Linked DNA regions of Mus musculus: regions 1 and 3 are each linked to region 2. A link is a loop called in an ENCODE intact Hi-C map of the cell type or tissue named here. Cell type or tissue: left cerebral cortex. All regions are shown on one strand. Links, peaks and the distances in the headings refer to the core of each region. The heading gives the core; the rest is flanking DNA. Region 1 overlaps Pax6os1 (paired box 6 opposite strand 1). Region 2 holds the start of Dnajc24 (DnaJ heat shock protein family (Hsp40) member C24). Region 3 holds the start of Elp4 (elongator acetyltransferase complex subunit 4).

Region 1 (10,636 bases), core at 1,166-9,165, 390 kb before region 2:
GCTAAGCACAGATGTTTGCAGGGGCAAGCAGGGCCCTGTAAGAATGGGGGCATTGTGTGCGGCCTCACACAAAGGCGCAGTGGCCCCACTCGGCTGCCAGCCTCCCGAGCATCCCCTCTTTACGCATTGATTTATTAGGCTAGGGATGAATGAAAACGTAATTAATATTACTGAAGCATTAGAGTCTATTTAATTTAAATGCCACTGAATATTTCACTTTCAGCTGGGAGTGACAATGTGCTCGGGCCCGGCTGGTGAAAGCCGGGGCCATCTGTTACCCCGGTGAGGGAAAGAGACAGAGGAGGCCTAGAGTGTGGGGGCTTTGTGGACATTCCAAAGGTCCTCGATCATCATTCAACTCAAGGGCAGCCAAACCGCATTCCTCTGCACGAGCCCTCCGCTGGAGGGGCCTCAGTGACCAGCGGGGAAGCTACGGAAAACCAGGAGCCCTGCGCTGCCCACTGGGAGGCAGGAAACTGTGGGGTAGAAAAGCCACAGGTGCAGGCTCCTGAGGAATTGCTGCCTTCGGGAAAACCGCAGTTAAGCAGGTACTGTCCTACAAAGGAAGCAGCAAGCTCCGTGTGGCTCTTTCCATCAAAACCCAATACAACGAAAAAGTCAATCAGCCCTCAGCGATCGTTATGCTCTATAGCCACATGTGGCTAAAAATACTGCCTGGATAAGTGAGTAGATGGTCATTTCCACCGTCACAGAAAGTTCTGGACCACATTGTTCTAGTACTACCATAGTTACAGGGACAGTCGCCCCAGAAAAATCCTCCGGAAGAATCCTGATTGGATTGATGCTTAGGTTGTTTGAGCCTCCGGGGATCTTGTACTGATCAAGAGCAGTGCTGAGAAGTCATGAGAGTTCAAAGCCAACTGCAGCCATTGCCCTTGAACCAATCAATTACTGTAAAGTCCAATCACCACTCAGTCTCTTTCATAAGTAAGAGAGTGATTATAACAAAACCAATTATGTTATTGAAAAGTTAATTACAAATGCATCCAAAAGCTATATAGGAGCTACTTTTGTGGCAGGGTCTAAAAGGAAGAATTAATTTGGACTAAGGAGAGCTATTGCCTTAGTGTGTCTAAGCAGAAGGAACATGTAGGTTTTGAATTCAAGAGAATAAATCTCCAGGTAGCCAGCTGGGCCTAGATCCTGACTTCCTGGGTCGGAGGAGGCTGGGGGATCCCGAGCAAGTGCTTGGTGCAGCCACAGCAGGAAGAGCAGGAGGGGGGGGGGGGGTGTTCTGTCCTTAGTGGGATGATAATTAGCCCAGTGGGTTCTCTCATAATTGGGATCATTTGTTCTCCTGGCCTTTCCTCTGACAAACTGATTCCACGCCAGGGGAAAGCCGTGTGACTCACACCTTGCCATGCCAATTAGCTGATAAACATCAAACATAAACAAAGATGGCCTAATTAAAACTAGTCACTGAACCTCTGTGAGCATCTTGTCAAAACTGCACCAACTCTCTGCACCCAGGCTTTCGCAGATCTCCGGGGCTAAATGAGAGACTCTGGGAGGATCTGCAGATGTCTAGATGATCCAGAGGGACTAAGGGAGGCAGCAGAAGGCAAAGGAAGGCTTTAGCTCAGCCACTTGGGTTTTCTCTCCTCTCTACCTTCTCCGGCTACCCCTTCATGTTCACCAAGTATCTCCACATATACATGGGGCATGTCCACACTGCACTTCTGCATGGAGGAATACATTCCAAGGTTTGGTTTTGTCTCCATGAATGGTGTCTGGTGGGACATCTTTTTTATACTTTTGAATATATCTAATCCTGAAGTTCTCAGATCTACCAGTAGACTCCATGATTCAATATACCTCCTGAAAGGAGATCAGGGGACTCACCCAATTTCCCACCCAATACTGTGGTAAGACTCAAGTGAGCTTACCCCACCTAGGTACATACCCTTCACCCTATCCTTTGATTCTTTCTCCTTATCACTGGCCTACACTGAAGTCCTAGCTCCTGGAACTTATCTGGTAGCTCCTCAGACATGCTTAGACTGCATCAGTAGGCAGCATTTTATTTCCCTCTACAGGAAATAACTTCAGCAGCTCGTTGAAACTTCAACTCTTAAACCCTGGCTCAAATCTCAATGGAGGGTTTTCCACCACCCCCATCTCTACCTCTTACAATCAGAAACATAACCCCATAGGCTATTCCTTCAGTGTATCTTGTATATCTGTTTAACCACTATGCAGTAATGCCTAAGCACCGACTTCATAGATGACTGTGTGGCAGGCATTCATACCTGATCCTCAAGAATTCAAACTATGGCAGGACAGAAGCCAGACTTGCAGGTTATTTTATGCCTTTGCAAGTTCATGGGTGCTTAGTTGAAAGCTTAACTTTTCCCCTTCCCTGCTCCCAGATTACAATCCCCATAGAGGGTAGGCACTTTGTCTTCATCCCATGGTTTTGTGAGGGAATATAAAGGCAATCAAATCAATGACTAAGTTCTAAGCAACTCTCCCCCTAACATCAGTGTTGGTTGTTTTCCTTCCCTCTGTCCCCCTAAGCACCATGGTCTTTCCAAACTTACTTCCCTTGGACACTCGAAGACTCAGACACTGCCCATTTTTCCATGAACCAGGCACCCACTGAGGGCCATTCCCTTCTTTTCTGGTGTAAATTCTCTTTGTGATTTTCATCCCATAAAACAGGTATTATAAGACACTAGCCAGGCGTTGTAGCACATGCCTTTAATCCCAGCATTTGGCAGGCAGATAGATCTCTGTGAGTTCAAGGCCAGCCTGGTCAACACAGTGAGTTCCAGGTCAGCCAGGGCTACATACATACAAGTGAGACCTTGTCCAAAAAAGAAAAAAAAAAGTTACCAGAACAAAACCAAAATCAAAACCCACAGGAAAGGGAAGCATGGATGTATCCAGCCGTCCCCAGTACTCTCTGCTCCTAGCCTTTCTGATAACGTTGGCTCCCAACTTTGCCACTTGCTTACCATGTGAGCTTTTAACAATTATTCCTTCCTTCAATTCCTTCTGCCTGAAACTTTTAAGGGATCAAAGTGCCATATTTGGTCCTAGATCCAGTACAAATTTCCAGACCCTCAATGCCTAGATTCTTTACCAGTCAAGTGACAGTAGTAATTATGCACACTGTTTTATTGTTTGTTCCTAGGATTAGCCAAGTTCACTCATGTCGAGCGTTTGTGTGTAGGGAAAGGACAACACCTGGTAGCAGTTCTTATTCATACTTTTGAGTGGTGACTTTTTTTTTTTTTTTTTTTTTTAAAGATTTATTTATTTATTATATGTAAGTACACTGTAGCTGTCTTCAGACACTCCAGAAGAGGGCGTCAGATCTTGTTACAGATGGTTGTGAGCCACCATGTGGTTGCTGGGATTTGAACTTCAGACCTTCGGAAGAGCAGTCGGGTGCTCTTACCCACTGAGCCATCTCACCAGCCCTGAGTGGTGACTTCTGTTGCCCGTAGGGTGACCTCATGCCAACTCATCAACAACAAGGCTGCTCCGCGAGTGGCTTGATGATGACTGAGCTGAGTCAGTCCACATTGTAGTCTATTAGTTTTCCCCAAGCTGTTTTTCGGACAGAGCTGGTTTCGCTGAGTCCTCTTAAAGCCAACAAAAGGATTAGCATTGCTCCTAGGTCCCAGAGAACTCCCAGGTAAACAGAGTGGCAGTGGTTCACTCTCAGTGTCCTTTCGGTGTGCCACTTTGAATGCGGAAATGCTCACTCCCTGACAGGATGCTGGCCCTGGCCTCTAACTTGCTGCCTACCACACAGAGCCACTTCCGCCTTCAGGAGAGTGCCTGAGAAAGAGGCTTTGTTTCCTGCCTGGTTCTCCAGGGACTGAGAACCACAGACTGCTGACCCAGGACATCACAGAATCCTCCGCACACCAGGAATTTGAGGTTGGTTTTGGCAATGGCCCTATTTCTAGAACAATCGTGGTGACAATGTTCGCTGTGGTGGAAGATCTGAAGCTGTGTAGACAGAAGCAGGCGGGCCACAGTTACAGGCCTTACTGTATCATTTACCAGCTGGTCACTCGGACCATCCATGTCTCTACTGCACAGTGACAATTAGCATCCCTTCGAGCACTGGGGAAAGGTCTCTGAATGTTTGGAAAGGTCGGAGACAGCTACCTTCACCTAGAGTCCTCCCTGCCTGGTTCTGGCCTGACAATGGATAGTGCTCCCATGCAGGAAAGTAGGAACCCAGGAGGTGGTGCCAAAGAGACACTGGCTGAAAAGCAGTCCTTTTTCCTGTCCCTGGAAGGCTCTGTCCCTCTTTAGATGCACAGACCTCATTCACAAGGAATTCAAAAGGAGAATCGAGGTTTCTGCGCAGGTGCGGGAGGTAATGCCACGTGGTGGAATGGAAGACGCCAGGAAGAGGATTAGCTCGAATTCGCCCCCACTCCCACCCGAGCCTCATTGTTTTCCAGACTCGGGTCCCTATTCAAATGCAAACACCAGGAGGCGCCTTTGCATTGTAGCCCAGAGCACTGGGTAAGATTGACAAGCAGCTGTTGGTTAGTCAGAATAAGTTAAAAGGAGTGGATACAGGAGGAAGGGACATAGGGGACTCTGGCCAAATGGGCCAGTAGCTGCTGGTGCGTTATATTCATTTTTGAACAGAGTTAGCTCTTCCCACAGGTGACGGTCTGCTCTCCAGCCTAGCTCTGGTGAAGGGTCAGGGATATAACATCCTCTAAACCCGAGCCAGCTGTCTGATGGAATTGAACTCTGCCCCTGAGTGGCCTGTACCAAGCCTCAACCTCTCTGAAAAGAAAACGAGAATAAGAACACCTTGCTACATAAAGTTGTAAGGATGACTATTCATAAGCACTTAAGCATATGTTTGCCTTCAATGTGTTGTTTGTTTGTTTGCTTTTTCTAGAAGTGTGTTCAGTTACACCCGCCAAGGACATGACTTCAAGTCTATTAAAAACCAGAGAATCTAATGCATAATAGTACCTGGCTCTGTTTCCTGGAGTGGAGAAGGGCCTGCACAAAAACTCATTGAATCCAAATAAAGTCTAGCTTAAACAATACTATTACCAATGTCAATTTGTTAGGGGTTTTGATAGGATCATCACTATGAAGGCCTTAAACTTTCTCTCAGTCCTTCTACATTAGTCCCCTGAGTAGTGAGGTCAGAGGTGTGTGCACAATCACGCCAGGTTGATTAGTTTTAATAACGTTCTGTGGAAAGGCTCGAGAGCAGGAGATAGTATGACACAGGTGCTTATGGGAAAGTGGTGGTGTGAAGCTTAATGGGTAACACTATTTTATTTAAATATTTTTATATATAATACATTATTGTTTAAGTGGTATTGTGTCACATGGACTAACAATGCTTCTCCTAGGAGCCATAGATTCCTTGACAAATAACCCAGAGCCATGAGAAGCATCCCTCTGTGTTGCTGGTCAGAGGACTTCAGGAGACCCCAAAACAAATATAGGCTATTGCCATCATACTTGGTTTTCTCTCAGAACTTGAAGGTAAGACCCTCTTCCTGAAAACAACACATATGGGACTTGAAGAAATAGAAGTGGAATTGACCTGGAGCCCATGTCCCTAAGGGCAAATCCTCCCTGAAGGGTAGTCCTCCTCCCAGAAGGGTAGTCCTCCTTCCTGAAGGCTAGACCTCCCCTTTGAAGGCTAGTCTTTCTCCCTGAAGGCTAGTCCTCCTCCCTAAGGCTAGTCCTCCTCCCTAAAGGCTAGTCCTCTTCCCTAAAGGCTAATCCTCCCTCTCCCTGAAGGCTAGTCTTCCTCCCTAAAGGCTAGTCCTTCTCCTCCCTAAGGGCTAGTCCTCTTCCTCCCTGAGGGCTAGTCCTCCTCCTTCCTGAGGGCTAGTCTTCCTCCTCCCTGAGGGCTAGTCCTCCTCCTTCCTGAGGGCTAGTCTTCCTCCTCCCTGAGGGCCAGTCCTCCTCCTCCTCCCTGAAGGCTAATCCTCCCTCTCTCTGAAGGCTAGTCCTCCTCCTCCTGAAGGCTAGTTCTCCCTCTCCCTGAAGGTTAGTCCTGCCTCTTCCTGAAGGTTAGTCCTCCCTCTCCCTGAGGGCTAATCCTCACAGTATTAGAAGGTGCTAACAGTAGTCAGGAATCCTGTCAAGATGTTAAATCTGTGAAGCACAGCAGTGACCAGTCCAGGAGTACACCCTGGTTCAAGTGGCGATTCTATCTCAGGGGTAACCAACAGCTATCGAGTTGGATTTAAGGTCCATTCAGTACAAGGGAACTCATGCTTAATACTTCAAAGCAGTCAACTACTCATGTCTGGAAAGCTCACAGATCCTAGAGGATCTACGATTCACTACTGCACTACTACTGACATTTTTCTAAATCAATATAGCATCGAACTGTATTCTAAACACTTATCTGTATATCCACAGGTAAATGCAACTCTTTCCCTTCATCAAGGAAGCCTCATTGGCAGCAGACAGAGACTACTTCAGAGATCCCCAACCAGTTCAAATGCAGCAAATGTGTGACCGTGAGGTGTACAGTCCCAGCTGATACATCTACAACACAACCCCTACACACAAGTTTCAGGGAACACTGTGAAAGAAGAGGCTGAAAGATCTTAAGAGCGAGAGGACCAGGGAGCTGGCTGTAAGACAGTATCTTCTAGACATAACATGAGTGCTGTACCCATGAAGTCTCAACAGTATGGTTGCCTAAACATGGCCTACATAGTGACCCTATAGTCAGCATGCCAATGGGAAATTAAACAAAGCCCCACCAGTAAATATAGAGCTACAGGCAGTCTATGGCTGTGGAGAGAGGGAAAATAAATTTTCTTCAGTGACAAGCCTCCTGATAGGTTATCCAAGCCCCAGTGGCTATCTCTAAACACATACACACACAGGAATTCAGTAGGTGGTGGTATACATACATATAGGGATATATATATATATATATATATACACACACACACACACATATACAGCAATAACATGGGCTTGAAAAGGGAGAAGAGATGTAATGTGGAGGAATGGAAATATTGTAAATACTGTGTGCTCATGTATGAAATTTATTTTAAAAATTAAAAAAACAAATCCAATGATTGTGAAAGATGTCAACATTAAAGGATAATTAAAAGGTAACATATATGGAATCATTGTGGTTTGAGGTAATATATGACATGCAACTTAAGTTAGTTCAAATATTAATATTCATTAGTGTCATTTATTATGACTCAAAATAAAGAAAAGGGCCAAAAATGGCAAACAGTTAGGAATTTTACAGTTATTGATGATATTCCAATTCAAAAGGCAGTAATTTTGCATAATAGTACTTATGGGCATTCATCAGTTAGAATACTCTTGGTTTTAACAGAAAACTATGATGCAACCATTTAAGTTAAACAATCAGTAATTTATTATAAAAAAGAAGAAAGGCAATCCTCACAACACCTGAAGCTACTGTGGCACTCACTGCTTGATGTGTTAGAATAGCAGCTCGAGTCTAAACGTAGCACACCAGACCAAAGCAGTTCCACGTGTAAGAGGTTTATTGGGAGAGAGGGGAGCAAGGTGATGGCAGAAAGAGAAGGGGGGGAAGAGAGAGAGAGATCAGGGAGGTTTGTCTTTATATATGAGTGATGATGTAACACAGGTAAAGGTGGGAGATGAGCTAAGTGGATTCTGGGAATATGGTAGCTGTTGCCTTGGCAACAGGTCTGCAGGTCCCGCCTATGTGATGTCATGGGTTTCAGAGATCCTGATAACAACACTGCTACCTCATGCACGAAAGACAACGTATGGTAAAGGAAGAGTGGCCATTCCAAACTACTGCCTTCTTAATTACTATTAGGAAACCCATTTCCTTGGGCTGGAGCAATGGCTCAGCAATCAGAGCACTAGCTTCACCTGCCAGAGAACCTGGCTTTGATCCCCAGAACCCACAGGACAGCACCCGACTGTATATGATTCCAGTTCTGGAGCTCCTGGGCCTCTTCGGGCCTCTTTGGGCACCAGGTGTGCACACCCGTTCATGCACGCAAAGTACCCATACACATAAAATAGTAATTAAAACATTATTTAAAAGAAATACATTTCTCTAAATCCATCCAATTCTTGTGTCACTTTGGCTAGAATTCTTTTGCATTTTTCCTCCTTATTCTGTTGCTAGCTAAAAGAAGAGACTATCCACAGCTAAGGCAAATTCTGTTTTGCCCAAGAGGCTGACGGTAGAGCCCACCTCTGGGAACAAGTTTCTACTGAAAAGAATGTGGACCAGCGACTTAAGACAGAGCCCTTGGCCGACAGGATGGAGTGTACCTGTGACCCCAGCACTCAGACGGTGGAGGCAAAAGGATCAGGAGGAGTTCAAGGCCAGTCTCAATGACATAGTAAGACCAGGCTGGGCTACATGAGATCCTGTGTTAATAAATAAATTAATTAATAACCAAGCAAACACACAAACCAAGCATCCATCAGGATAATAGCTACTGGATATGAAACCAACAATCTCTGTTGGCTGTAGTATATTATTGAGTGGTAAAAAAAAAATAAAATAAAATGTATTTAATTTTAAGCGTTCAATAGTTGATCCAGTTTCTGTAAAAGTAGTGACATGTTTACTTGTGTAGATGCATAGAGAAACGCCTGAAAGGGTGTTCTTCAAAAGTTATCAACGGTCACCGGTGCTGACACATTTTCAGGAAGATTTCACATTGTTTGTATTATGCTTAATTCTTTATGTTTGGTTGTTTTGGGTTATTTGCTTGGTGCATTTTGTTCTTACCTAGGTAATAATTATTTTCTGAAGATTTCTGTTTTATTTTAAACAGGAAAGATCTTTGTATGGAAAACTGTGGGAGCTGTTTTAGAGACGCCTGTGTAATAAAAAACTGGTGGGTTTTTAACTTGTATGTTTAATTTCTCAATCTTCTGTTTGTTTGCACCCTGGGTGTAAAGCATGTGCTGAAATACTTGACGAGCCTATTGAGTTGGTGGGGCTGTGTCGCTTCTACTTAAACCTGGATGGTTGTTTCAAACAATAGAGAGTGTCAGGAGCAGTGCTGTGACTGAGGCTAGGTCACAAGAGGTCACATAACTCCCATCTTGCTCCCTGGAACAGGTGTTTAGAAGCCCTGAAGTCTGCATGTAAGAAGTCTCCCTGCCTGAGACCATGTTGGAAAGAAACCCAAAGCCATGTGGAATAAACACACATGAACTACTTTAATCAACAGACTAGCCCTTTAGCAGTCTTGGGGAGAAACAAACAAACAAACAAACAAACAAACAAAAAAAAAAAAAAAAAAAAAACCCTTGAGTTCCCAACCCTTACCATTGGCTCTAGGCACTCATGTCTTCCTAGTTGAGGTCTCAAATAATTACAGAACAAAACAGGACAAAAACAAACCAGTCACCACTGCCCCACACAACACATGGGCATAACATGCCTGCTGCTGTTTTATGCCCTCAATCTGTGATCACTTGAGGACTACATCCGTAGCTGGAATGTTTTGTCCACGAGGTTGTTTTCAATGCCATTGACCTGTTCTCACAGGGACAGCCATGCAATACAAGGGTCATCCTTGAGTATGTCAGAAGAGCTCAAGGCCAGAAGATGGGGGAGTAGGAAAGCATTGGAAGCGACACACACACACACACACACACACACACACACACATACACACACACACATGTGCATGTGCACACACCACACAAAATGAGGGTCAGAGACATGTCAAAAGTCATAACCCAGACAGTAGTAGGACAAGAAGTGAAAGGTTTTATGTCTATTGTCAGAGTTAAGCAGGAAAGGGAGGCGTCTTGAAGCCAGGCAGTGTCAGAGCACACCTTTAATCCCTGCACTTAGGAGCAGAGACAGGCAGATATCTTCATTCGAGGTAGACTGGTCTATAGTGCAAGTTCCAGAAAAGCTAGGGCTACACACAGAGGAACCCTGTCTAGAAAAAACAAAAACAAACAAACAAAAACACCTTGAGAAATGGTTAGGGATAGCACCAAGGGCAGGGACACCAGGCTCACGGAAGTCAGAATTAGAATAGTTTCTATCCATCAGCCTGTGACATCAGACAAGTGGCTCAAATTTCCTCCAGACTAAAACCCTCTTGGTCTTTTGTTCCTGTGCTCCCAGGAGCTGCTGCTGCCTGTTGTCTTCCTGCATCACTCAAGTCTTAGGCCACGTGTGGCCAGACAGTGCCAAACGCCATGTGCAGTTTCTACTAATATACACTGCTTTTGCATCACCAGACAGTAAAACAGACAATGAAATCCACTAACATGGGTAACAAATATGATGAATGACTACAGTATTTAAAAACCCATAGAACATTTGCCGCCAACATGGAAACCCACTGTACCCTATGGACTTGGACGCAGAATAGTTTCTCCACGTTGGTTCATCAGTTAGAGCAAGGGACAAGCCGGAGCAAGATGGAGTAAGCAGAGGTGCAGAAGACCTGAGGTTAGGGGATTCAAAAACCATAAAACTGATCTTTAAAAGTCTATTAATATGAACATAAAGATTCTAACTATGGTAAAAAAAAAAATAAGTCAAAGCAGGACTGGGGAGATAGTTTAGTGAATAAAGTGCTTAATATGCAAGCCTGAGGACCTGAGTTCAAATCCCCAGTACCTGCTTAAAAAAAAATTC
Region 2 (10,636 bases), core at 1,453-9,452:
GAGCCAAATGCTAAAAAGGAAATGTTGTTGAATGGCGTCATTGACCTCACTGAAGGAACACCTCTGGTCACGTACACAAAAATTAACAATGAGCCCTACTGTTTCACTCTTACATATGATCACGATCCATCAATTACATAAAGAAGCCTTTGGGTTTTTGCTTTGGTTATTTTTGGGTTTTTGTTGTTGTTGTTGTTGTTTGGTTGGTTGGTTTTTCAAGACAGGGTTTCTCTGTGTAGCCCTGGCTGTCCTGGAACTCACTTTGTAGACCAGGCTGGCCTCGAACTCAGAAATCCGCCTGCCTCTGCCTCCCCAGTGCTGGGATTAAAGAAGTGTGCCACCACGCCCAGCTAGAAGCCTTTGTAATAAAAAGTATTGTGGGGGAAAACCCAGAACTTGAAGGAAGATAAAGAAAACTTTAATTAATTTTTTAAAAGATATTGTGTTGCTGAAATAATAGAAAGAAACCTCTCAAAAATAATTAAATAAGACAGAAAATAAAAATGAAAAAATAAAAAAGCAAAAACTTGGTGACATAGGTATTAAAATATAAATTTGCCTACATTTATTGAATATTTATCTGTATGCCTACAACATTCCAGAGATTGTTTGTAACAGGAGATACCTCAGAAAAATATTATGCCCTGGAATACAAGAAAAGACAATGAATGAAAGGTGAATGTGAGCTAAGCTAGACCAAGGCTGCTGATCAGGTCCTGATTTAAACTTAGAGACTTGTGTACTGGAAGGGGGTGCTATTAACTATGCCAGAATAACAGGCACAAACCAGAACTCCTCTGGGGAAACTAGGATTTGGCCATCTTAGCAATAAACCAAAATGATGTTTTATAATTGATTGAAGCTTTCAGCAAGGGAGATGTTAGTGCTGCTCCTGGACAATGGTGATTGCAGTCGAGAAGGGGCAGACCTTCTGATGGAAGAGAGGAACTTGAAAAATGTAGTAGAGCCATCTTTGGTGAACAGTTTTCCCACAGAATTCAGAGATGGAATCAGCTGACAGAAGTCGGGTTAACCAGATGAGAGAGAAAGATGGAACATTCCAATTCAGATAGGAATACTCCAGAAAGAAAGCCAGATGTCTTCAGTACCATTACTTCTAGACTATTGGTAAAACCACAGAGGAACACATCAACTCATAATTCTTCCTTTACTTTTGTAAAATAGAGAGCTGAAGAATAAAAGAGCTGAGGCTTCCACAAAGCCTACTGAACTAGCACAATCTCTATATTAAAAATTATAAATACTGATGAGATAAATTAAAAATTATTTAAGTGTGTAGGTGAAAGACTATAATGTATTCATATAATCAAAGGCATTGCTAATAAGGTATCTATTTTGCTAGAATGGATATATATTAATAAAATTTTATAAAGACTCAGCCAAAACTGTTTTTGTTAGAATCTTACAAGTTGTGCGAGCAAGTGCTAACAAGATGGTTCAGTAGGTTTTAAAAGTATTCACCACCACACCCAAGGACCTGAGTTTCATCTCAAAGACCCACATGACCCAACTCTCTCATGTTGTTTTCTGATCTACACACACACACACACACACACACGCACACACACGCACACGCACATGCATACAGGCAGACACATGCACACGCATGCATACACACTCTTTAAAAAAGAATGTAAGCAAACAAAAACACACTCAAGAAGAATGATAGAATTTCAAATAATACCTAGAACTAGACCCGCACTGCCAGCACAGGCTACTGGAGAAAGAGTATGTTTTCAGCAAAGGATGTCAGAGGGACTGAATCTCCATACTGAGAAAAATTAAAGATTTAACCACTGATCCTGGTCTACATAAAAGGCACATGTCTATCAGTAAAACAAACTATAAAGTTTCTAGAAGACACAGGAGAATATTTTCATGACATTAGAGAAGACATGCAAAGCAGTAAACATAAAACAACAAAGCCAAAATGTATATTATGTAATAAAAACAAAAAAATTTCTATACTAGAAATATAGAAATATATTTCTAGTATATATTTCTATATTTCTAGTATATAAAAATATATATGTATATGTATATGTGTTTGTATATATATATATATATATATATATATATAAAACTTAGTAGTAGACAGACAAAAATTAGACCCACTATATTGTTAATGTGCATATAAAGTGGACATCCACTTTAGTCTTGACAAGTAGGACCACACAGAGCCTTCTCATTGCTTAATTAAAAGACAACATGGAAGAACTTCCAGGTCTAGCCAGTCAATTCTCTAGCATTATCTTACAATTAACTAAAGTACAAGAATGATTTAGTATAAGGAAAATTTTCAACAATATGTACTTGATGTTTCTGATCTTAAAAGTTCCAAGGCAGAAGGTACCAAAAGTTCCCTTACTCTCTATTCCCTAAGATTGAGATTTCAGATGGCAAGATACCTTTTCCAATAAACAGAGCTTGGGCAAAGTACCAGAGATCATATTTGACATAAACTAGACCAACAATGCTGTGCAAATATTGATTCTTTATCTTTTCTTTGTAAAGTGAAGTAAGTGGAGACTATTACAAGGTAACTGATCCTGTCTTAGGAACATCATAGTATCGCTGGATACATTAATGCAAGCAATTAAAAAGTTCTAGATAATTTATATACCACAATAATTATCACTGAAAAACATTTTCTAAAGGCTTATATTATCACTATACAACAGAACTATAATCTAGACTATTAAATAAATGCTGCACATACATGTTAAACACAAGCAATATTAAAAACATTTTGATATTATAAATGCCAGAATGGACGGGAAGAGATGAGCACAAAGTCCCACCTCTACCTGAGGAGATACTGGCATCTGATAACTGCAGTCAGAAATGTCAGTTTTCTTTGAAGGTCTGACTCTTAGCAGGTGGACCACACATGAGGGCAGTCCACACACCCAAGAGTATCTGGGCAACACAAACTGGACTCAGTGGGTTGGGGAAGTAGGGAAGGGAACTCAAATTTGGGTTGGTAAGGGAGGTGGAATTATATCCGGGATAAGGGAAATAGAGATGATCAAAATTGTATGAAGCTCTCAAAGACTAAATATATTACTTAAAATTTTAATATTACTGTAAAACAGGCACATGCATTCTGTTCATCAGCCAGAACATAAAAAGTATTATCATTCTAATATATAATCAGTGTAAAAAATTTTAATTTCTATGTTCTTAGTTTTACCAAATTATCAAAATCCAGAGAACAGTCTATATAACACATTACAACTTTTCTTTTTTTTTTTAATATTTTTTATTATTACGTATTTTCCTCAATTACATTTAGAATGCTATCCCAAAAGTCCCCCATACCCTCCCCCCCACTTCCCTACCTACCCATTCCCATTTTTTGGCCCTGGCATTCCCCTGTACTGGGGCATATAAAGTTTGCATGTCTAATGGGCCTCTCTTTCCAGTGATGGCCTACTAGGCCATCTTTTGATACATATGCAGCTAGAGTCAAGAGCTCCGGGGTACTGGTTAGTTCATAATGTTGTTGCACCTACAGGGTTGCAGATCTCTTTAGCTCCTTGGATACTTTCTCTAGCTCCTCCATTGGGGGCCCTGTGCTCTATCCAATAGCTGACTGTGAGCATCTACTTATGTGTTTGCTAGGCCCCGGCCTACAATTTTACACATAGAATATTACACATTTCAAGTGCTCACTAGTATGGTCGTGGACAGTGGATTTCAACACTTATTAAGTAAAAACGGTTTTAGAGACCCAACATGGATTATTTCAGTCAAAATTATCTGAGACGAATAGAGAAAAGTAATCCAGGTTCTGAGAGTGAGAGAGTCAGGGGATTCTAACTCAGTCACTACCATGCTATCCCACACCTAGTCAAAATCCTTTTCCTCTACTACAAAAATGTTCAAATGAACAAACAAATATCTAGATTCCTATTGATGGAAATGTTTTGAAGCTTAAATTTCTGGTCGCACTGAAAAACAAAAAAAACTGTTTTCCCCACCATGATTTCAAATCTGAAAAGACTTACCAGTAATATGAGTTTCTGATATTTTTGTTTTAGGTCTGACATATTTGCAGATGGGTCTGCACCCAGAATGCTGTACCAATCCTTTTTGAGTGTCTGCTCCAAAGCCATCAGCGTCCTTTGACCTAGAAGGGAGCCTTCTCTGATGACCTGCAGCAGAAATGTTACAGCAATTCATTACAACCAGAATAAAGAAATATTCCTCCTAGATTCCTTACTACTTGAGTAAATTGCAAGCCCAAGAAAGTCTATATTTCCATTTTAAATGTCCCATAAATGCCATGTACAAGGATACAAGGATATAAAGATACTGAAAACCTATTAAATATTTCATGGAATATGCATATCACCTAAATAAATTTACAATGTTATAAAAAGAAATTGATAATGAGCCTGGGTGATGGATAGGCTTCTAAGAAGCGCTGACACCATTGCATACACTAGCAAGACTTTGCTGAAAGGACCCTGATATAGCTGTCACACAGAAGTGGATGCTCACAGTCAGCTATTGGATGGATCACAGGGCCCCCAATGGAGGAGCTAGAGAAAGTACCCAAGGAGCTAAAGGGGTCTGCAACCCTATAGGTGAAACAACAATATGAACTAATCAGTACCCCCCGAAGCTCTTGTCTCTAGCTGCATATGTATCAGAAGATGGCCTAGTCGGCCATCAGTGGAAAGAGAGGGCCCATTGGTCTTGCAAACTTTGTACAGGGGAACGCTAGAGCCAAGAAGTGGGAGTGGGTGGGTAGGAGAGTGTGTGTGGGGGGGGAGAGGGGTATGGGGAACTTTGGGGATAGCATTGGAAATGTAAATGAAGAAAATACCTAATTAAAATTTTAAAAAGGTATTTCTTATCTAATGGCAAAACTGGCATACAGGTGCTCACTAAACACACAGGAGCTTAATAAGTATGTATGAAACGAACAGATAAAAGGAATGGAATACCAAAGAAATGTTAAGGACATACATAGTTCCTGAATTTCCCTGGTTCGCTTCTTTCTTCTAGAGTAAAAATAAAGACGCACAAAATGACAGCACCGCACGGGCTCGGGGAAAGGGGAGTCCTCTTGCTGGGGCAAAGATCCTCACAGCCCATAAAGACGTTGCTCCCGAAGCTATGCACTCCAGGATGCCACAGTCCTCCAGACTTTAGAAACCAACTCACCCTGAAGCAGCCGCAGCTTGGCGGACACGCGGCGTCCACAGGCAGGCGTCCGCCCCACCGAGGCTGTCCCTGCTGATGCCTTCCCCTGGCTCCACACAGCGTCAGACTTATGGCGCTTCACTTTGGAGCAGGAGTCCACTTGCTGCGGCAGCCGGACGGAAAGCGGAACCCACTTTCTTTTCCGCCGGAAGTTGGAGTACAGCGGGAGTACGTTTCCAGTCGCGCCCTAGTTGTTGGTGCACATTACTGAAAGGCCCCGCCTCCAGTCCAGACGCGGCCGCTATGGTAACGCGTCGGGATTTCTGAGGTTTTGTCAACAGTGAGAGGTACGCAGAGAAATGCCTTTCCTCAATTTGCTCTAATTCTTCCTTTGCCCCGACACCACGATTGTTGCATCCCTCTACATCTCCTAAGGTGCACCTTCATCCTAGGTTCCTCTTACTTTACCTTGAGCAACTCCGGTCCTATTTGTTTATACTGGGGACGGGCAGTTGGTGATAAGGATGAGGATGGCTAACAAATTATGCCTAATAATTTCCGTTAAACCTGAACAACTGACTTAAAATATTTTTTAACTGCAAATCCTTTCCCATTTTCTATCTCTTTGTCGCTTTCGCTTCATCCCAGTGAGACAGCTGCGGAAGATGTTGCTAGAACTATTTTGTAGATGAGGAAACAAATCAAGGACAAAGGCCGGGTATATAATTATCCAGGTGTAGAAACAGCGTTCTTAACAGAATGAACTGTGCTGTTGTGTTCTGTCTCTCTCTCTCTCTCTCTCTCTCTCTCTCTCTCTCTCTCTCCCCCCCCCCCCCCCATTGTATCTGGAGATGAGAATCATCTTAGTTTTGAGACCTTAATATGATCTCCCTTGGCAATACAAAGTAGTTTTGGTGTTGCTACTTTCTTAGATGTACTTTCCCTTTTGTCTTATTTCTTCCAAATATCAATTCAAGAAGCACCAAAGATAAAATTAGGTAGGAAATATTCTAATAGGATAAATTATTTACTGTAATGAGCATTGCATGACGTAAGGAAAAACTGCAGAATGATACAGTTGACTTTAAAATCTAAATATAAAAGCACAGATTGGGTTCTCCAATGGATAGATTTTGTCATGTTTAAAGCAAAGACCATTATACAGTGGCAGGATCTAGCTTCATTCCTGGGCTTAGAAAACTATGTGTGTGAGCCTACCAAAATGCATAGTGAGTATTGTGAATCTCTCCCTGTACAATATTATAAGAAAGCCCCCATATACCTTACCTAGCCCTCAAATAATCCTTCTTGACCCTTGTCTGTATACAGAAATATGTTCAAGAAGTCCAATTTTGAGAACAAAAGTTTTGATATACTATTCCATCAGGTTATTGTGTAATTTATTTTCTTTAGCCAGTTTGTTTGATGTTTTTTCATATGAACTCACAAATGCTTTTCATTCTCATCTCCAAGAATTCTAGCATTGTGCACTAAATGAGATGAACTTTTTGCTTTATCTCCAAGGTGTCCTTGGTCAACCTAAGCTGTCAATATTTAATTGATATCATCCAATAAATACATTCTCTTTAACTTTCTCTGTTTCAAAGATGTCTTATCGGTGGTTTGCTTGGGTATGTATTCAGACACTTGAAACATTGAGTCTGGTGGTTCTGTTTCTGAAAATATATTTGGTAAAACTCACTTCTTCACAAACAACTTATTGCTGTTGTTGTGTTTAGTTCATTGAAAAAAAAAACAGATGGCTTGTCTTATAATCCAAATAATTAACATTTGAATAAACTCCTCAAGATGGCTCTGACATGGATCACTAATCATTAATTTCCATTTTAGAACAACATCATTCAATAGAAATATAGCAAACCCCAAATTCAAGCTCTATGTGAGACTTTGAAAATATTATATTTGACATCCAGAATAGTTTCATTATAAAATGGAATAATGTAAATTAGCACCTCTCAGTCTGGACTACCTATTTTCAGTTTCAATAGCCTCATATCATTAATAGCTACAACATTGAGCAAAGCAGGTTTAGAGAATGAAGTCATAACTCTTTTCCAATTGCATTGATTTTTACTGTCCATGCATTTCTATGTGTGGGTATGCCACAGAATGTGCTAGAGGTCAGAGTACAACTTATGGGCATCAGCTTTCTCCTTCTACCATGTGGGACCTGAGGACTGAACTCAGCTTGTCAGAATTGGTAGCACTTGTTTTACGTTCTGAGTTATATCTGCCTCCTAAAGTCCTAGCATTTTATTCTGGCATTAATTTACCTTCTATAGTAGTTGAATCATTAGACAGTACTTCTTTCAACTTCTATGGCAAGTTGTATAAAATACTCATTTGTAATCTTCCAATTCCGTGATGTATTATTGTCTCTAGAGGTATGTATTGAAACTGTTTCCCCCGTGGAATTGCCAGCCTTCTGGAGGAAGAAACCTTTCTTATTTGACAAGCTAAGCACTGGAAGCTGACTTGCTTCACATTTCAAGTTTGAGTGATGGGTTTCTAATCTGGACAAGGTCATACTCCAGGGACAGAGACCCAAGGCCTAGTGGACTAGGGGATGAGAAGATTAAAAGGGTAGGAAATCTGATGTCAGGAGGTCTTGCACAAACTATGTCTTATACCAGTCAATCTTATTAAGAAGTACAGTATCTTATATATGGTTTTAAGGGAGATGGGACACACTTAGCAGAAAGCTATCATACAATAGGATGAAGTCAGCAGGAAGCTTAACAAACAATATTGCACAAAGGGGACAGGCTATCTCAAGTGAATCACAAGGACCTTGGGGCTGATAACCACCGCCTTTTTTCTGGGTGGGGTTAGTTGATTTCTCAGGAAAACCTCTGGTCCTCTAAGACCATGTCTCCATGTTATTACTGGCTCTGCCAAGCATATTCATGGTTTTAGACAAGGAAGGATCTTCCTTATCCACAATCAGGGCCTAAAGAAAGAGGTCCCAAGACCCTGGTTCCAAACCATTACTTGCTCTGCCAAGCATGTTCCTAGATTTAGTTCCTCCTCAGGCCTGGAGAAAACCTTGCATCAGCTTGGTTTCAACAAGCTTCTAAAATAGGTTTGTTTCTTACTAACTTATATTCAGAAGCAAACTTACCCATCACAAACATAAATATAAACCATTGGGTTGGAATGATGGTTCAGTGCTTAAGATGTAGCCTACTAAAGAAAACACTGTACTCATTTAGAGTACTTAGAAGAGGAATTTGTCGCAAATGAGGAATATCGAATGGCTGAGAAACACCTAAAGAAATGTTCAACATCAGGGAAATGCAAATCAAAACAACCCTGAGATTCTGCCTCACATCAGTCAAAATGGCTAAGTTCAAAAACTCAGGTGACAGCAGATGCTGGCGAGAATGTGGAGAAAGAGGAACATTCCTCCATTGTTGGTGAGATTGCAATCTGGTTCAACCACTCTGGAAATCAGTCTGGCAGTTCCTTAGAAAATTGGACACAGTATTACCTGAGGACCCAGCTATACCACTCCTGGGCATATATGCAAAATATTCTCCAAGATATAACAAAGATACATGCTCCACTATGTTCATAGCAGCCTTATTTATGATAGCCAGAAGCTGAAAAGAAACCAGATGTCCTTCAACAGAGGAATGGATACAGAAAATATGATATGTTTACACAATGGAGTATTACTCAGCTATTAAAAACGATGAATTCATGAAATACTTAGGCAAATGGATAGAACTAGAAAATGTCACCCTGAGTGAGGTAACCCAATCACAAAAGAACTCACATAATATGCACTCACTGATAAGTGGATATTAGCCCAGGAACTTAGAATACCCAAGATAAAATTTGCAAAACACATGAAACTCAAGAAGAAGGAATACCAAAGTGTGGATACTTTGTCCCTCCTTAGAATGGGGAATAAAATACCCATGTAAGTAGTTACAGAGACAAAGCTTGGAGATGAGACAGAAGGAAGGACCATGCAGAGACTGCCCCATTCGGGGATCCATACCATAATCAACCACCCAACGCAGACACAATTCCCTATGCCAGCAAGATTTTGCCGAAAAGGCCATGATATAGCTGACTCTAGTGAGGCTATGCCAGTGCCTGGCAAATACAGAAGTGGAGCTCACAGTCATCTATTGGATGAAACACATGGCCCCCAAAGGAGGAGCTAGAGAAAGTACCCAAGGAGCTTAAGGGTTCTGTAACCTTATAGGAAGAACAGCAATATGAACTAACCAGTACCCCCTGAGCTCCTGCCTCTAGCTGCATATGTAGCAGAAGATGGCCTAATTGGCCATCATTGGGAGGAGAGGCCCTTGGTCTCACAAAAATTATATGCCTGGTATTACAGGGTAATACCAGGGCCAGGGAGTGGGAGTGGGTGGGTTGGAGAGCAGGGTTGGGAGAGGGCATAAGGGATTTTGGGATAGCATTTGAATTGTAAATGAAGAAAATATCTAATACAAAATTGTTAAAAATAAAAAAAGAACACACATGGTATGCACTCACTGATAAGTAGATATTAGCCCCAAATCTCTGAATACCCAAGATACAATTCCCAGACCACATGAAGCTCAAGAAGAAAAACCAAAGTGTGGATGTTTCAGTCCTTCTGAGAAAGGGGAGCAAAACATTCATGGGAGCAAATACAGAGACAAAGTGTGGAGCAGAGACTGAAGGAAAGGGCATCCAGAGACTGCCCCACCTGGGGATTTATCCAATATACAGTCACCCTTTTGTGGATACCAAGAAATGCTTCCTGAAAGGAGCCTGATATAGCTGTCTCCTGAGAGGCCCTGCCAGAGTCTTACAAATACACAGGTAGATGCTTGCAGCCAACCATTGGACTGAGTGTGGGGTCCCCAATGGAGGAGTTAGAGAAAGGACTGAATAAGCTGAAAGGGGTTGCAACCTCATAGGAAGAACATCAATATCAACTAACCAGACCTCCCCCCCAGAGCTCCCAGGGACTAAGCCACCAGCCAAGGAGTACACATGGATCCAGCTGCATATGAAGCAGAGGATAGCCTTGTCAGGCATCAATGGGAGGAGAGGTGCTTGGTCCTATGAAGGCTTGATAGATGCTCTAGTTAGTGTAAGGGAATCTAGGGCAGGGAGGTGTGAGTGGGTGTATCGGTAGAGGAACACCCTTATAGAAGCAGGAGAAGGGGGATGGAATAGGGGGTTCCCAGGAGGGGGAAACCAGCAAAGGGGATAACATTTGAAATGTAAATAAAGAAAATATCAAAAATAATAATAATAAAAGAAACCCTGACTAAGACAAATTGGTACCAGGATAATGGGGCATTCCTGTGAAAACCTGACCCTGTTTTGGGGAGGACCATGGAAGGACTTTGGAACTTTGAGGTAGAAGAGCCATTGGGATGTTAAGAGCTCTGTGGGATTTTCTGTAGGAGCTTGGAAGATACTGTTGAGA
Region 3 (10,597 bases), core at 1-8,000, 98 kb before region 2:
ACATCCAAACATTTTAGTGAAAAACAAATATAAACTTTTTGCTTCAGGAGACATATAGGACAAGAAATCAAGTTACAAAATGTCATTAGCGTCTTAATGTTCAAGTTAACAACTGAAATACATCTACCCAGTAATAATAAATAATATATTTATTATTCCAAATATAGTAGCTCCAATTATTACAACTATCTGGATCTCTATATACTTTGCAAATCAATTGCAATAATGCAAAACATACAACATTTCAGCAATTGCTACTATTTTAATTTTCTTAGTGAACACTAATTTTTACCATGTTAGACTCAAATACTAAACTCCTCCACTCTTCAAGCATCTCTGCAAATTTCAAAATGATTGTTCAAGCACACGTCTCCATAGAAACACAGGTGAAAAGGTGCCCTCAGTTCTTTTTGGCAGGTGTGAAAAGACTATAGTTAAATATTTAATCTTAAATTCAGTAAACTATCAAAACTCCCTGAAAATAGTTCTTGAAAATTAGCAATAGCCCTGGTGTAAGTTCTGAGATGATTAAATATGAAGCTAAACACGAGCTCTGGTGGTCTAGAGTTTGGGGACTATTCATAGCATTAAATTTCTGAATCAATTTTTGGAGCTCAAATGCCAAACTCCACTTTTCATACTTCACTATTTCCTGTTTAGGCTTTTTTCTTCTTCTTTCAATCAAGACCTTATTAAGAACTTACTGAGTGCCAGGCTCCGGTCTAGGCACATTTTACTATTTGTAATGAGGAAATGAAGGTACAATACTGAAAATGCAGTCCTTCTGCTTGAGGAGTTTGATTACTATCAACTGAATTAAGGCACCTACCTCTATTTAATTAAGAATATAGACATTTAAGAGGTAGAAAAGATAGGTCAGACTGTTAGGAAAGATCTGCTGTCACTAAATCTTGCAGATTAGTTTCTTTCTGGGTGAGAGTTCACTAAAACTAGCAAACTTTTCTAAGCTTTGGGTTCAAAACTAGGATAACTGAGGCCAAACAGGAAAAAAAGTGAAATACACATTTACCTACTATGCATTTTGCATCATGTTTCCAGTATCATACAACTGAGTGGGTTTGAAACAATTATGTCAAACTACTTTAAATTTATGTAGAAAACAATCAAGGTACATTTAGGACAAGAAATCATAGAATCAAGAAACCATGCTGTTCCTGATGCGCTCCCTGTCTTGTGACTTTCCTTTTTGCTAAACTTACTTGAAAAGCCTGGAGCAGAACCCAGAGAAAATGTCAAGTGAAGAACAAGAATAAGCAATGGTAAATGCAATATATTATACAAATGCACCAAGTTTAAAGGAAATATAATAAACACTATAAAAAAGGGTTACAAAATGTAAACACACGTTTCCATGAAGCAGCAGTCAGACAGAAATGCAGCCTGTCCTACTAACTTAACTAATCAATCCTTTCAACAAATCAGTTCTATGAAACAAGTATATTCTTCAGTAGGCTTTGCATTAAAGATTCCAGAGATGCTGGGCGGTGATGGCGCACGCCTTTAATCCCAGCACTTGGGAGGCAGAGGCAGGTGGATTTCTGAGTTCGAGGCCAGCCTGGTCTACAAAGTGAGTTCCAGGACAGCCAGGGCTACATAGAGAAACCCTGTCTCGACCCCCCCCCCCAAAAAAAAAAACCAAACCAAACCAAACAACCAACCAAACAAACAAAAAAAACCCAAAAAATTCCAGAGATGATAAGAACATATTTAAGAAACTCGGGTGGCAGGGGTCCATCCCATAATCAGCCACCAAAACCAGACACTATTGCATATGCCAGCAAGATTTTGCTGAAAGGACCCTAATATAGTTGTCTCCTCTGAGGTTATGCCAGTGCCTGGCAAATACAGAAGTGGATACTCACAGTCATCAATTGGATGGAACACAGGGCCCCCAATGGAGGAGCTAGAGAAAGTACCCAAGGAGCTGAAGGGGTCTGCAACCCTATAGGTGGAACAGCAATATGAACTAATCAGTACCCTGAGAGCTCGTGTCTCTAGCTGCATATGTAGCAGAAGATGGCCTAGTCGGCCATCACTGGAAAGAGAGGCCCATTGGACTTGCAAACTTTATATGCCCCAGTACAGGGGAATGCCAGGGCCATGAAGTGGGAGTGGGTGGGTAGGAGGGCAGGGCGGGGATAAGGGCATAGGGGACTTTTGGGATAGCATTTGAAATGTAAATGAAGAAAATATCTAATAAAAAAAATTAAAAAAAAAAAAAAGAAACTCGGGTGGGGTGTAGAACTATCTGAATACCAAGGACTGTCATTTCTTTGAGTCAACAGGCATCTTTAACATCCACTCTTTAGAACCATACCGCTCTACTATTTAAGATGAGTAGCCAGGCTGTGGGAAAGAGGGCAATACTTTCAACTTTTTCTAAAGGAACCCTTCTTTAAAACTCTAAAAAGTTTTGTGGGTTAGTCCCAGCTTTAAGCTACCCGGGGTTGGAAGGAAGGAGTCCTAAGACACCAGCAGAGGATCCTACAAGCCAATTCCTTTCCATATGTGTTTCTTTTTCAGTAGTAATCATTTTAGGGTAATGGCATGTAGGGAGTCCATGGTCATCTAGAAATGAGGTGCTGAACAGAGAAGAGTAAGGAGTCTGGGTCTTAAGGCGGGCTTAGTGCACACCTCTTGACATCTCCATGCAAGTTTCCTCCCAGTCTTCCTCTGTCAGGGCAGGTCATCCTAACCATGCTTATGAAGAAGAGAGGGAAAAAGGAAATGGGTGCGTGGGGCCGGGCCAAGCACAGGGGTGATGGGCTGCCCAGGAGTCCCTCCCCCAAGTTTCTCCTGGAACGCGCCCACATATTTATTCTGAACCGACCTAAGAGCTGGTCCAGGGCTGGGAGCCCGGTTGACACCAGCAGTTGTCCATTCCGCACCGACGGTCGCGTGCCAGCAATGGACAGCAGCCGAGGGCCCCCTCCGGGGCCCCCAGAGGCCTTGCCCTTCCTCTGGAAACTAGAGGTGCCGCCCTGACCCGCCTCGGACGCCACAGACCGGGAGCTGAGGGTACCCGCGCCGCAAGTGTCTGCCGCCGCCATCTTGAAGCTCCTACGATGACCCAATCGGAACTCTGGGAACTGGAGCGGGGGGCCTGTCAGAGCTAGCCCCAAAGTCCCGCCTACACGCCATTGGCAGCCAATAGAACTGAGATTTCCTTGCAGGTCAACCAATCGCAAGGCCTATTGCTGAAAAGTGCGGTGCGTAAAGCTGGAGGGGTGTACGCGGCCCTGGTCCGTCTGAGTCCTGGCCGAGGAACTTCTGTTGGTGTTTGGGGCCGCAGGTGGGTACCGTCCTTCGGCATTCTTGATTTGCGAGTGCCTACGTTCACGAGTTAAAAGGAAAGGAAAGAGAAGCGATTCGCCCCCAGGGCTTCTAAAGCCACTGCGAGTTGGCGCTCTCCCCTGCTGTTTAGCAGAGAGACGCCTCTTTTTGCCTCTCTCACCTCTTGGGTCTCTAAGGAAAGTTATTCCCCATCCCTACCACCCCCACCACTACCTCTCCTCGAAACCTTGATTTCCCGAATGGTTGAGCTGTCTGGACAGGAGTAACTGTGACTTCAGTGGCTGGTGAGCTCTTGGGCTTAAGGCAGTGAGAACCCAGGGTTAGGTGGGTTGGGTTAAGGTAGACTTTACTTAGAAACTTCCGTTTATGAACTTCGAGACCATTGGGCTTTCTTCCCCCACTCTCACAGACTATACCTTTCTGACAAGTCCCCGTGAGCAGCTTTTCTTAATTTTAATTAGTGTTTCTGGAAATCTCGGAGGGTCTTTCCTAAGCAGTGTGAATGGCAAGTGTTACTCTGACAACCTTGTTCACACATTTAATTGTCACTTCTCCAAAGCAGCTGCAAATAACGGAAACTACTTGAAGTTTCTCTCCCCTAAATCTGAGTGGAATTAGATGTATTTGTACCTTATTTTTCTAGTAATTTGAATCTGAATGGAGAGGGTTCCTACTACACTATGAGTTTTATTTGTGGTAGAAAAAAAACCATGTAATTCAGACCTGATTTTTTTTTTCATATGTGAACTGGAGGAGGAATTGGTTAAGTGATTTCTAGAAGACATCCAAGATAAGCAATGTTTGAACGGAAAAAGAGACCTAAGTCAATACTTGTGTCACTTAATTACTGCTGACAGTGATGGGTGATACATGATATATGGATTGATTGATTGATTCATTCATTCATTCATTCATTTATTTTGAGACAGGATCTCTCTATGTAGCCCTGTTGGTATATAACTCACAGAAGTCTGCCTGCCTTTGCCTGAGACTTACAGGTGAATGCCACCACAACACCTTTACTTACGGTTTTTTCTTTCCATTCCCTCTTTCCCTTCCTCCTTCCCACCCTTTCTTTTTTCCTGCATCATATTTGGGCTTGGGCAGGAGACTATAATCCCAAACAGTTGGAAAAGGAGAATCAGATATTCAGAGTTAGCATCAGCAAAACAAATAATAATTAAAAAAACTTCAAACAAATATAAGAGAATCATATGGGGGGGCAACAAAGTTTGTGGTTTAGCAGCACATCAACCAGAGAGATTTGATAAAGGTTGCTTGTTTTCATTTCAGATATGTCACACTGGTGACAGTAGGTACAGCACATGCCTTTATATTTTTAAGGCACTCAGATAACTGCTAAGCACTTGCTTTCTGCTTAAACCCAGTCTTGTAATTTTTATACAATCTTATAATTTTATTAAAATGGTGGATTCCTTCTCTAATAGCAAATAAAGAATTCCTATCCTAGTTCCCAGTCTTTGTAGTTTAGATGTCAAACTCCTTTTAGGCAGATAATATACTTTGTTTCTTTTGATTATCCTTTATTATTCTCCATAAAAACCCAACACCAGTTAGAGTCACAGTAGGAAATATGACAATTACTGTATATTTGTGTTTGGTCTTAAGTGGATAGCTCTGAGACCAAATAGTAAGTAATTTAGGTTTGGCAGACAATAAAATCTCTTGAATCTTCTCATCTCTTCCATGAGTAAACCATGAGACTGGCATTAATGGTTGAGCACAGCTTTGCTAGAAGCTGAAATTTAATTTCAAATACTTTTTATATGTTACATCATGGTCTTCCTTTTCCTTTGAGCCATTTAAAAGTGCCAGTTATGTGGCACTTCTTTGTGTTGCCCCACAGAAGTAAGTGGCAGCTGGAGGGTTACACAGCTGTCAGCCTGTGTGGTGGACTCTTCTATCTTTCTCTGTTCTATATACTTTATATTCTAAAACCCTTCAAGGTCTTAGTATGGTCATGCTCCTCACTGTCTCCAGTGTTTATTTATATTAGTTTAAAAAATACTATTGTTTGAGAGCAATTTTTGAAGAAATATTACTAAAGTTGTCCTTTTGAAGCAGACTCTGCTGTAGGCATGATCCTGGGGAGAGAAGACCACACAGTCTCTTTTAAGGCTACACCCCACATCCTATTGCCAAAATCTACAAGAACTTCCTAGGACTGCCATGACGAACTGACATAAACTTGGCTGTTTGCAGAAAATGTACTTTTTCAGAACATCAGAGGTACAAACTATCATCAGGATGACCTGAGTCCCACCCCTACGACCCACGTGGTAGGAGAGAACCAATGTGAACAAGCTGTCCTCTCACTTCTCTTGCCATAGATGCTATGACAGGCACTCCTTTCCCAATAAATATATGTTTCATAGTACACCAGTACACTTCATGTTAATAATAGTACTAGCAAGTGCTAAATAGATGAGTTTCTTTCTTTCAAAGTTTATATTGCAAATTGTTAAGGATATTGTTTGTGTGCATGGCACATTAGTAATAACAAAGTCCTATTGACTTAAAAAAGTTTGTTGCCTAATGTGTACATTAGTATTAGTATATTAGTATATATTAAAATAGTAGTGGCCTTTAACTGATTGAAACAAGAGTGAAATGAAATTTAGGTGATTAAATATTGACTCTAAAATGTTTAGGGAGGGCTCAGATGCTTACATAACTAATAAAATACTTACATGAGGGTATATAAGTGTATTTGAGACTTGCAATACAATGCGATTCAGATTAGCTATAGTGCCTGCAAATAGAATAAATATATTTAAGCAGATAAAATCCCTCTAAATTATATGTATTTGAAGTTGGATAATTATCTTATTTGTTGTAAACTCTGAAAAGCCATATATGTAAACACATACAAAGCAAACTTTGACATTTCACATAGGAATAGAGACAAAATAATTTGTCTTTTAAGTCATAAGAACTGATATAGAATTATTATAGCTAACTGCATCATAGGTTTTAAAACTAAAATATTTTGCCTTTCAATTGGTCATGATTTTTTTTCACAACAGCATTATAAACTATTTAGTACTGTATTTCAATTTTATGATTAGCCATACATGGTGGCTCAGTGTCTTTAATCCCAGTACTCTGGGGGCAAAAAAAAAAAAAAAATCTCTGAGTTTGAGGCCAGTACAGTCTACAAAGCAAATTCCAGGACACTGGGGACTACATAGATTATGTAGGGAGACCCTGTCTCAAAAAAGAAAAACAAAACAACAAAAACAAAAAACATTAGATATGCATACTGACCTGGAAAAGCAAAAGAGTGGATGGCTGCCTTATCAACTCCCATAACTCTGACCGCAGAGCTTCTTAGCTTTTCATGTAACCTGTCTTCTAACTCCTTCCTTAAATTCTCTTTTGGATAAAAGACTTTAATAGTCCCATTTAATAAAGGTCCAATGGTATTGAATATCCAAATTCAAGACTCCTGCTGCCCCACCAAAAGGAAGACACAACTCACTGAGAAATATCTGCTCCTACTTTACAATAACTTAGCCCAGCACTGGACAGAGACGCTTTCACATTCACAATTTGGATTTACTGCTTTAGGAATCGGAAGCCATGGATGACCCATGCACGCTTTGAGACCTCCGTCAGATCTGGGGTTTCCTGGAAACCTACCATAAAGTTGAACAAATTGTAGAACAGACTTATGGTAAGTAGAATTTTTAGAATTCAAACACCCCTTGATTTCCTTTATGGGTTTCGTATTCAAGTTAAGTCCTTGGCTGTTGTAAGGCTGCTCCCTGCTGGACACAATGTGACTTTCTAAAGAGCACTAAAGGCACTAAATAGGTGAGCAAAGAACTGCTCTGTGCCCCACCCCCTTGGTGGGGGCGGGGACATTGTTATAGTCACAAAAGTGCTAGACTGTTGCCACCAGGTTAATAATCTACTGAAGTCTTATGGGAGGACGATCTTCTCTTGTTTCCTTATTTATTGGTTGTTTCTTGTTTAGTTGTGTCTAAAAGTTATAAAAATATATATTCAGAGATACCTGTCAGTATTGACCTTAAATGACTTCCTCAATTGTATATCCTTTGTGTGTGTGTGCAAGTGCAAGTCAGTATACTGTTATAGCAATGATAGTTGTAACAATTTTACTTCCATATGCTATTGGAGAGAAAATGATTTGTGTCTACACAATACCATTTCCCAGCAGTTGAAACTACTTCAGTGTAATTTAAATTAGATCATATTGGATCAATTTTGAATGAGCAACTTGTGTTTTATATTTTAAAGTACTGGTAATTAAACATTACTTGGTGTCTACCCTGTTCCAGCCACCATGTTTGCTCGAACATATGGAGTATACCTACACAGAGTGACAGTAGGTCAGACTTCAAATATTTTATCTGCAGCTAAGCTATCACAGACCCTTATCATATATGTATACAAAGTCCTAAAGTTGATTTAAAGTTTGATTTCTTCTCTAATATTAGAGAAGAAAGAAACTGTCTTCTTACCTTCAAGCCAAAATTTTTTGAGGAGTACAATCTGCACAAAATTATCTGGTTATAATCTGGGATTTTTAATGTAAGTGTACACTTTTTGTTTGAAAAGAAAAAAGAGGCAGAAATAACATTCAATACATAAGTGAAAGTGGAGCAGAATAATTGAACTTATATTCTTTCAAGGTCTCCTGTATTTTTATAGCTGTTGTAAAACATGTCTCCTATATTTTTATAGTTGTTGTAAAACATGTGAAGTCCATACTTAATTGGAATTATGAAGAATTAGTCATAGTAATAGTTCTTTGTTATTAAAATATTACTATAATAATTAGTACTGCAGACCAAGAATGTAAATTGATGTTAACAAGAGAATGTGCCTTTTTCTTTTTCAGCAAGAATGTAATATCACAGATAATACATAGGTTAAACTTTGCATTGTGTAATATAAGGTTATAAACATAGGCAAAGCTGGGCGGTGGTGGCACACACCTTTAATCCCAGCACTTGGGCGACAGAGACAGGCGGATTTCTAAGTTCGAGGCCAGCCTGGTCTACAAAGTGAGTTCCAGGACAGTCAGGGCTTTACAGAAAATCCCTGTCTCGAAAAACCAACAAAATAAAACAAAACAAAATGAAACAAAAACAAAACAAAACAAAAACACAGGCAAATATGAGGTAATTGTGTGATACCTGTACAGCAGTCCCAAGCCACCATATCCTCATAGCATCACTTGCACTCCCCAGCACTAATGCTGTTCTTTCTCTCTTATCTCTCCTCTCCCCTCTTTTCTCTCCCTCTACATCTCCTTAGTGATGGGAGTCTAACTATTGATAGTTTCACATTCCTGGACTCATTAGCTATAATTTACCGTGTCTGGCTTAGTCTTTCTTTTCTTTAGCGGTAATAAATAATCTACCTTTTGTTGTAACTACTTAAATTATGTTTGTATAATTTTTAATTTTCATGTGTACTCCTAAGCAATGTGTTTATATTTTGCCTCTTTTTCTTATAAAATAGTATCTATTTTCTTATTTCACTCACATTTTGTTTTTTAAAAACTTTGTATTGATTCTTTGTGAGTTTCACATCATGCATCCCATCCCAATTATCTCCACATTCCTTCACATCAACCCTCAGCCCTTACAGCTTCCCCCCAAAAGAAAGAAAGAAACAAACAAACAAAAACCAAAACATCTCATTGGGGAAGCTGTAGTGTGTCACAGAGTATACACTTTTGTTCACACATCTTGTAAATGCTCATTGCAAGGAGTCATTGGTCTGGTTTGAGGCCTCTAGCTTCTGCTATGCTGGATCCTCACTGGGACTCCTCCTGGCTGTCATGTTGTTGCCCTGTATAATGGAGATCCTACAGCTTTGGATCTACAGGACCAGCCCCTTCACAGGCTCATGCAGTTCATAGATGGGGTAGATGTTGGACTGGGCCACCCGAAAGCTTTGAATCTGAGCCTGGGTGGTAGCTGAGTCAGCCTGCCAGCTCTCCTGCACCCACACCACTGGGGCAAACTCCAACACTGCCCTGGCTTGCTCACCCAATGGTACATCCTACAAGGGGCGGGGCCTACTTTCTTGCTCTCACATCTTCAGGCCTGCTTACCTGCATCCAAGCCAACAGGGTCACCGGTATTCATTGCAGCCCTTGAGGGGTGGGGCCAGCTGTGTTGCAACCCTTGGACATCAACATGGTCTCAGGCAGCAGCCCAGATCAGAGACATCCTCATGGCCTTTGGTGGTGATATGAGCCACAGACTTCAATACAGACACCTGCTGTTGTATGGCTGGGAACCCAGACATGGCCATCAGATGCAACACAGGCCCAGACTTCACCATGACCTCAGGTGACGGGGCAGGCTATTTGCATCAGGCTGTTCACTCCATCCTTGTACCTCCAGTTCTGCCTCTCTTTATATAGTGCTCAGACCCTTCTGCTTCTCTTTCTCTCTCATCTCTCCACCACGTACTTGCACATAGTAGTGGCTCCCACTACAGGCAGACCTCTGGGTGTCTCCCACCTACCTGTGCCTCCTAGTGTGATAGCAGGTGGGCCTCTGGGTCAACATTGTGATTTAAAGGATCATCCATGAAGTGTGTTACATTCTTCATTCTTTCACATTATCCCCTTGCTGTGACTACAAATTGAGATATTCTACATTTGGAATTTATCTGGAGTGTCTACTCTAAGGGAATTATTAAAAGTCATTGCAGTGAGAATTTTTGAAAATTCCTGGTTACAGTCACTTTTTTTAAATGTAGACGTGGATGGCTTAATGTTTTTTTTTTTTTTCAAACCATGTGACCAGCATGCAGATACAAAGAAAGACATTTTGTAATCATTATATAAGATCACTCTATGGCACATGCTGGTCACTTTCTCCTTCTTCCACAAGGATAACCACTTACCTGATTTCATTGTGGGGGTTACTTTAGTTATGTATTATATATATTATATTTTACACATGTGTTATAATTATACACATACGTATGTATTATAATATACACATATTGATAATTATACTGTATAGCTTTTGTTTCTACTTTTCTTTGCTCAGTATTGTGAGATTTAACCTTATTACAGCTAGTTATAGTTTATTTTCATTGTTATATCCTAGTATATGGACAATAACTGTTAATTCATCATTAGTACATATTTGGGGAGGTTTTATATATTGTCACTATGAACATGCTACAGTGTATCCTGTGTGTATCTTTAGGAGTGAACAGTTTGTGTAAATTCACATCCAAGTTTGCACAATCTGCTATCTCCTAA

What was found. Hi-C counts contacts between places; a loop is a spot of excess contacts. Peaks named below come from ENCODE experiments on the same cell type or tissue, not always from the same donor. Only the 100,000 strongest peaks of a DNase experiment are listed, where the experiment ranks them.
Region 1: it touches region 2 in a loop (2.1-fold over the local background); 2 of 42 quality-filtered maps call a loop at or near these places.
Region 3: it touches region 2 in a loop (2.7-fold over the local background); 10 of 42 quality-filtered maps call a loop at or near these places.

What each region holds. Positions count from the first base shown.
Region 1 is chr2:105,612,124-105,622,759 of GRCm38, forward strand. All of the region lies in intron 1 of Pax6os1 (paired box 6 opposite strand 1), which reads right to left. It overlaps Gm35946 (a long non-coding RNA gene), which reads left to right. Exons shown (of 5, transcript XR_866617.2): 2 at 3,745-3,912; 3 at 4,660-4,828; 4 at 5,373-5,508; 5 at 8,141-8,359. Among named protein-coding and RNA genes, the nearest start is that of Gm35946, 5.9 kb to the left of the region's middle. In left cerebral cortex, for the core only: a CTCF peak has its summit at 4,446; a DNase peak (open chromatin) is centred at 4,354.
Region 2 is chr2:105,997,898-106,008,533 of GRCm38, forward strand. Dnajc24 (DnaJ heat shock protein family (Hsp40) member C24) reads right to left here and starts at 5,652. Exons shown (of 5, transcript NM_026992.3): 1 at 5,197-5,652; 2 at 4,032-4,178. The coding sequence starts at 4,139. In left cerebral cortex, for the core only: a CTCF peak has its summit at 5,323; a DNase peak (open chromatin) is centred at 5,392; H3K4me3 peaks cover 1,644 bases; H3K27ac peaks cover 827 bases.
Region 3 is chr2:105,901,418-105,912,014 of GRCm38, forward strand. It overlaps Elp4 (elongator acetyltransferase complex subunit 4), which reads right to left and starts at 3,147. Exons shown (of 10, transcript NM_023876.4): 1 at 2,852-3,147. The coding sequence starts at 3,071. It overlaps Immp1l (IMP1 inner mitochondrial membrane peptidase-like (S. cerevisiae)), which reads left to right and starts at 3,221. Exons shown (of 7, transcript NM_028260.2): 1 at 3,221-3,313; 2 at 6,907-7,012. In left cerebral cortex, for the core only: a CTCF peak has its summit at 7,106 (motif pointing left); DNase peaks (open chromatin) are centred at 3,163, 3,650 and 7,103; H3K4me3 peaks cover 1,832 bases; H3K27ac peaks cover 942 bases.